Regions from separate parts of the Homo sapiens genome. Here region 1 is linked to region 2. Evidence: chromatin contacts called from ENCODE POLR2A ChIA-PET data. All regions are on one chromosome and are shown on one strand. Each heading gives the region's core, a stretch centred on a gene start or an enhancer-like site at or near the end of the contact. The rest is flanking DNA. Distances are from core to core; before and after follow the strand shown. Region 1 holds the start of ZIC2 (Zic family zinc finger 2). Region 2 holds the start of CLYBL-AS2 (CLYBL antisense RNA 2).

Region 1 (3,399 bases), core at 1-2,500, 290 kb before region 2:
GTGGTTGACCAGTTTGTATTTGGCCTTGAAGGGCTTGCCCTCGCGCGGACACTCCTCCCAGAAGCAGACGTGGTTGCTCTGCTCCGGGCCGCCGACGTGCTCCACCGAGACGTGTGTCACCAGCTCGTGCATGGTGCTGAAAGTTTTGTTGCAGCTCTTCTTGGGATTGCTCAGTTGCTCGGGGTCGATCCACTTGCAGATTAGCTCCTGCTTGATGCACTGCTGCCGCATATAGCGGAAAAAGGCACCGGGGTGGTGGTGGTGGTGGTGGTGGTGGTGGGCCGCGGCTGCTGCCATGTTCATACCCATGTTCATATTCATGGGGCCGTACTGGTTGTGGAGTTGCGCCGCCGAGTAGGGGTCGGTCCGCGGGCTGGCCACCTGGCGGTATTGCTCCGAGCGCCCGAACACCTCGCCGGGCAGCCCGAGGCGCATCTGCCCGTTGAGCACATTCTGCGAGCCGTGCGGCCCGTGCTGCTCTGGCAGGCCCGGGAAGAGGAGGTGGCCCTGCGCGTCCGAGTGCGCGTGGTGCAGGCCGCCCGCGCCCGGCCCGAACAGCCCGTGCTGCCCGCCGCCCGGCGCCGAGTCCCCGAAGCCGCGGCTGCGGAACAGGAAGTCCCGGGTGGAGTTGAAGGGCGGCCCAGAGTAGGAGCCAACGTGCGCGGCGTGGGGCCCGAGCGCTGCGGCCGCAGCGGCAGCCGCAGCGGAGCCGGGGTAGGCGCCGGGGCCCTGCGACGTGAACGCCGAGCTCTGGCCCGGGGACAGCTCGTGCGCGCCCGGGTTGAGCTTGAAGGCTCCCATGTGCGCGGCGGCGGAGTCAACGAAGCCGTTCTGCGCCGCCGCCAGGCTCAGTTCACGGTCCTGCATCTCGGCGGCAGCCGCCGCCGCCGCCGCGGCGGAGTGGTGATGGTGGCGCGCGAAGCTGCCCACCCCGATGGCCGGGAACTGCGGACCCGCGTCCAGGAGCATGGCCAGCGCGCCCGCCCGCCCCTGCGAGCCCTGCGCCTCCGCGCCGCCTCGACTCCCGCTCCCGATCCGCGCGGTGCGTCCGGCGGCCACCGGGCTCCAGGCGCAGGCGGCGGTGGTGGCGGCCACTTCAGCCCTGGGAGCCGCTCTCCTGCGCCCGCCGCCTCCGCCGCCGCCTGGATCTGCCTCGGGCGGCCGGGCGCGTAGCGAAGGCGCGGAGAGGAAGAGGAGGAGGAGGCGGCGGCGCGGGAGGAGGAGGAGGAGGTGGAGGAGGAGAAGAGTCCAAAGCCAGGCGGAGAACCAAAGTGTATTAAAGGAGCTGCGGCGGGGGCGGGCGGGCAGGGCAGGGGAGGGCGGGCGGGAGGAGGGAGCCGGAGGGAGGTGTGGGGAGCCGAGAGGAGAGGGGGGCTACCGGGGGGCGAGCGCCGCGCCGCAGCCCCCACCCCTGCGCGCACCCGCGCGCGCACGCACACACTCACTCGCACGCCCAGCGGACCCGGAGCCCGGCCGCACCGAGCAGCGCCGGTAGAATGCAGTCACAACCGCGGCGGCCGTGCGCACGCCAGGCAGACGGGCGAGGAGAGGACCGAGGCGAGCTCCGCGCTCGGCACCCGGGGCCAGCGCACCAGCGGCTCCACCTGACCGCGGCGGGGGCGCCGGGGCGGCAGGCGGAGTCCAGGCGTCCTCTCCGCGGCGCTCTGCGGCGACAGCTCCCTCCCCCGCGGCCCTACTCGCGCCGCCCCGCGCGCGGCGGTTATTGTTCGGAGCCGCGGCCGCAGTGTTTAGCCCTCCTCGGCCTCGGCGCTTGGCATTGGCTGCGCCTCGCGTAGTAAACTTGCAGTGGCCACGAATTTCCCCAGATGAAGGCAGCAGCCGCGCCGCTCCCCCTTTCTTTAAGTTGTGCCGGAGGAGGAGGCGGGGGAGTAGGGGGGAGGGGGATGTGGGAGGGGAGAAAGCGAGCAGGGGGAGGGGAGGAGGGGGAGGCTGGGCTGAAAAACAATAACAACAATAAAAAAGTGATCTCTCGCTCGCCTCCTCCCTCCCGCCGGTCGGGCCTGGGCGCTGGGCCCGGAACTAGTGACCGCGCCGCGTGGACCCAGCGCAGTCCGCGACCCGAGGGAGTGTGAGGCCCAGGCGGGCTCCCAGGTCTCGGCTGCGGTGGGCTGCGTTCGCCACCGCCTCCGTTGATTTCGATGGGCGCCGCCAACGCTGCAGCGGCAGCCTTTTATTTTTTATTTTTTGTCTCCTCCTTTTCCTCTCCCCTCCCCCCGCACCCCCTAGTCTCCCGCCCCGGCCTCCCTCCCTCCCTCCAGCTCGAGGCCGGGCCCCCCCGGTCAAACCGCCCCTTTAACGGCGGCTCCCGCCCCGCCCGCCCTCCCGGCGCCGCGATTGGCCGCCGCGGCCTAGTCAGTCCCGCGCCCCCGCCCCGCTGCCGGGCCCGCCCCTCAGTCCTCGCGCTCCCTGAGCTGCTGCCGGCTCAGGCAGCCGCCGAACGTGCCCGTGGGCCCGGCCTGCCATCCTGCCGCGCTTCTCCCGAGACCTCGGCGCCGCGGCTTCTAGTCCTGGCCGACCGCGGCGCTCCCGGGAGCCGGGCGTCCAGCGTGGCTCGGACGCGGGCCCGGGCCGCGGGGTCAGGGCGCCCTCAGCCGGGTCAGGAATGGGAGGCAACCCAGCGCTCCAGTCTTTCTGCGTAGGCCACCGACTTCCCCGGGATCTGAGCAGCTCCCAGCGGACACCGAAAACCCCGGGGACGCCTGGCCCGAGCACTCCAGGCCGCTCGAGAGGTGGCTAACAGCTGGGTCGCCTGGCAGGAGGCTCTGCGCGCGGGGACATTTCAGGCCCGGGGCCTCGCCGGGAGCGCGCCACAAGGAGCGGCGGGGGGCTGGTCTGCTGCCCGCTTGGCACGCTCCCTACTTTCACCCCGCCTTTGTAAACTTGCTCTGTGGCATTGAAACCACAGGTGCAGGACCGTGGGCACAGAGAAAGCCAGGCATGCCCCTTCTTCCCACCCTCCGGACGCCCACCCAGACACCGCCTTCCCCGCCCCCCGCGGCGTCCCCGTCCGCCCCTCGGCGCGCTGAGCTCCCCACCCGCCGCTTGCGTCCTGCTCCGTTTACAGCAGTAAACACTGGGCAGCGGCCCCTGCGTGGAAGGGGGTTGTTCGGAAGTCGTTTAAAGACAGTGTCACCCTCAGGGTAAATGCCCAGAAGCCGGGCCGCGCATCCTTGGGCTGAGAAGTGTGGGAACGCCCGAGACCAAGCGAGACTCAGGCCGGAGTTTGGCTGCGGGTCAGGCTCAGGGTCTCGGGAGAAGAAGCCGTCAGACACGGCAGGGCTTAAACCTTCTAGAAAGCATATATATCCATCCACTCCTTCTCCAGGAGCAGGGAGTACCACCCGGGCGGTGGCCCAGCGGCGAGGCCGCTCCCGGCGC
Region 2 (3,617 bases), core at 19-2,518:
AAGCGACAATTTTTAAATGCAATGGGAGGTCAGTGTGGGGAGTAATTGTGACTAAGGGGCAGGGCTGGCATATGTAATGCGTCTGCTGGCATTAAGCACAACTTGTGGATTCTAAGCACTTTCTTAAAATGAAAGAATGAGTGAAGAAAACAAATCACTGGATTTACTGTTCACTTCCAGGCTATCATATCCATCCTGGCTATGAAGGATGTACACTGAGTTTCTACGTTCTGAAACTGTTATTACTTAGGCACAGTCCACAGAAAGATCAGTCTGAAAACTCAGGGACCGGGAGCTCCGTGCAACATGGCTTTCAAGATCCTAGAAACTCTCGCTCTGTGTTCCCACCACCCTGGGCTGTTTCTTCATCCCATGGGTCCTTCTGTATTTATTTGTCCTTTGCACTGTGATGATTTGGAGGCAGTGACTACGCCTTTTATCTCTGTATCCCTAGAACCAGCAGCACATAGAAGGGACTTGCCAGGTGACTGCGGAAGAAGGGAGGAAGTCGCTATTAGCTTATGAGGAGCTTATAGTCTAAGTTTCAAGCTTTCTCATTTCTCCATTTTCTTATCACGTACAGTGATTACACTAAAAATACTCTGGTACCCTAGTGCTGGTTTTTTGTTTTTTGTTTTTTGGTTTTTTTTTTAGGTCAAAATGGGTCACACAGTGGCAATTTCATATGACTCAATCTAACACAAAGTCACTAGAAAGAATGTCTTTCGGGTCCCATTTCATGATACAAAATGGTTTTTAAACGTCGTTCCCTGAAGATCCTTTGGGGAGCACCAACAGAGAGATAATGGGGAGTGATTCTGATCCCCAACTGTCCCCTTCCCCCCCAAATTTTTAGAGTTTCTATGTAAGAGTTGGTTTGAACAAAAGACTTGTGTCTAAAAATTAGTTTGTAACTAATTTATTTATAGTATTTATAACTCTAGATAACTTAGATATTGATTAAGAAAATATCCCCCAAAACATGTTCTTTAGATCAAGGAAATAAAAAGTAATGCTTAAGCTTTTTGTTTCAGTTCATTGGAAAGCTACAGTGCTTACACATTTTTATGCTGTCTACCATCAGTGCATCTAGGGAAGGGCATCTATGGATGAGGCTACCATGTGGGAAATTCTTGAGTGGGCAGTGAGAGAGGGTTAGCAACTCAAAGCAAGTAATCCAAGGGTTAATCAGGAGAGACACTCAATCCAGAAAGTGCTCATTAACCCAAGCCTTTCTGCATAGTGTCCCTACCACCCTGCTGCCTCTAACTAAACAAAACACGGTAGGTCTCAGTGTGAGAGAGCGCTTTTGTTCACATAGGAGGCTGACAGCTATTTGCGATGAGGGGTTTTTGTTTGTTTGTTTGTTATTCAAATAACTTTTTTCCCCCTGAGGAAACTGAAAGGGAAAATGTCAGAAGTATGTGATTAATGATTTTTTAAAATAGATGGGATCTCCCCGGTTGAATTGAAAAGTAGGTACTGAAAAAGAATCCATTTCTAAATGGTAGATTTTCATATGTAAGTTTGATATTAATTCTTTCAAAAGAGTTGTGCCTGTGAGTCAGATAAATGACAGGAAGGTCTGTCTAAATACCAGCATCCTCGGAAGGGCAGCTGTTCAGAAACATTCTCAAATCATGAAGATAAATAGAACCGGAACACTGATGATTCCATCAACTGATGGTGAGGGAAACATCCAATTCTATCTTAACCTCCAAGCTGTGCGGTATTACGGTGCTTCCTAAAATGCTTTTAAATAAATACACAAAAAAGCCCGTGTTTGCTGGGGATGGGGGAAGTTGGTGATTGGGTTTGGGGGGCACAGGGAAGAGAAGTAGAGAGGAAAAACATACACCAAAATCTATGTTCCTTTTTTAAGGTTCCTTTTAATCAGATCTTAAAGCAAAGACAGAAGCTGAAAACATTTCTAGTAAATAAAAAGCAAAGAACTCTGAATGCTTAGCCGACCAGAACCCCGGAAGGAGCCCGCCTGGTACTGCCAGGCATGACTGCCTTTAGTGGATTTAACAATAAAAAAGAAGATGGCGCCAAATGACCAAACTACATGCGACTTTCCCTTCCCGCAAGAAAAGTGAATAAAACTTTCCACTGGGGCTGGGGGAGGAGGCAAGGGACCAGTCCAGAGAGATAAAATGCTACTTAACAAAACAATGTGGATAGCATTTAGGCCACATGTAAATTTCATCCACAGAGCTTGCAAATGGCATGCAATTTACTGCTCAGAGGATGTAACCTATTTGAGTCTAGAGAGCTAATTAATAACACAGTCTAAAAAGAACGCAGAGTTAATCGCCATCCATCTCCTGGGCTATTTTAACTTGTTTTTTTGACAGTTGCTGTTAAACAAAATTCTAAATATTGTTATAGCAGTCAGTTATTAGTTACCTTAACAAGATGCAAGTTTGGTGTTGGTCAAAGTTAAATCCTTTTAAAAAAAATACTTGAAAAAGTTGAAGCTGCTCTCCTCTTTAGAGCTTGTTCTGTGATGGATAAAAATTGCATCTATAAAGGTTTCAAGTCAGGTCACATTTAGAAAGTAATAGTAAATAACAGTAACTGGTAAACACAGTCCTAAGTCTTACTTGCAATTGCTCAAGTTGAAACAATTGAATACAGTCTTCAAAAATCATACTCTCATTTACAGATATGACTGGGCACATGGGATTTCAATCATGCTCCTTCATTGCTGAGAATCATGGAATTAAAATGGTAATAATTTTTACCTCTCACTTTTCTCTTGCCTTTTTCTTCCTTTAAGCATACCTGCACTAAGTAATTTTTGCTTTTCACTGATAACAAGAGAAGTTAGAGCCAGATTATTTTCTCTGGGACAACCTGTCTGTGATTGCAAGAATATAGTTCAAAACATCCTACAACTGGTATATGTGTAGCCCACCCTAAATCCTGTCTCCCCTGAAGCTTGCTGAAGGAAAGCGTGATGCCTCTCCATTCTGACCTGGTATGTATGCTTCTGGAATCCTGAAGCTGAGAATGAACTATATCCACTTTGCAGTAATGAAGCTTAAAATGTCAAAGATTCTGTAAGAGATTTTTGAGTGGAGGAAGATACTTGATGAATTTATGTGAAGTCCCAAGGGCTAGATGCTGGGACCCTAGATTCCAGCCAGAGTGTACTTACTAAGGACAGGAGGGGTGATGCTTGGGGTGTGAGGCCGGTTTTATTGAGAGTCCTTCCAAAACTGAGTGGGCAGACCTGGAAAACGCAGGTTTCACCTTGGCCTCAGTCCCAAAGGTGCATCTGTACCACTAGCTTTTGTCAGGATGAATGACGGTGCTGAGTAATTTCAGGAAAGCAACTCATCTGCCCAAATATGACTGCCAAAATATTCAGAATAATGTAGCTTAGCACTTCAATGTAAATTTTACTTTCTGACTTCACAAATAAGGAAGAAGTTGCCTTTTGGACGCTCTATCTTTTGCACTGGCTTTAATACCCAGGAACGGCCACTGTCAGATCCTCCATTCCATGCAGGAGCTGGAAGAGATATAAGGAATGTATTTCTTCTCTCTCTCTTCATGTCACCACCCTCTCATTTCCAGTTCACTTGTTATTCTTAAAGAGTAATGCCAAG

Evidence for each region. ChIA-PET counts read pairs that join two places held with the same protein, here RNA polymerase II (POLR2A).
Region 1: POLR2A ChIA-PET joins it to region 2 with 49 read pairs in WTC11. The contact joins the promoter of ZIC2 here to the promoter of CLYBL-AS2 in region 2. POLR2A ChIA-PET finds 5 or more read pairs at or near these places in 5 of 52 experiments (H1, HEK293 and WTC11).

The regions. Positions count from the first base shown.
Region 1 is chr13:99,979,635-99,983,033 of GRCh38, reverse strand. ZIC2 (Zic family zinc finger 2) reads right to left here and starts at 1,250. Exons shown (of 3, transcript NM_007129.5): 1 at 1-1,250. The coding sequence starts at 969. RefSeq lists silencers at 1,461-1,590, 2,419-2,668.
Region 2 is chr13:99,688,622-99,692,238 of GRCh38, reverse strand. It overlaps CLYBL-AS2 (CLYBL antisense RNA 2), which reads left to right and starts at 1,268. Exons shown (of 2, transcript NR_046526.1): 1 at 1,268-1,686; 2 at 1,883-2,141. All of the region lies in intron 1 of CLYBL (citramalyl-CoA lyase), which reads right to left. It overlaps LOC124903199 (a long non-coding RNA gene), which reads right to left. Exons shown (of 2, transcript XR_007063848.1): 2 at 1,870-3,617. RefSeq lists an enhancer at 1-89 and a silencer at 1,130-1,424.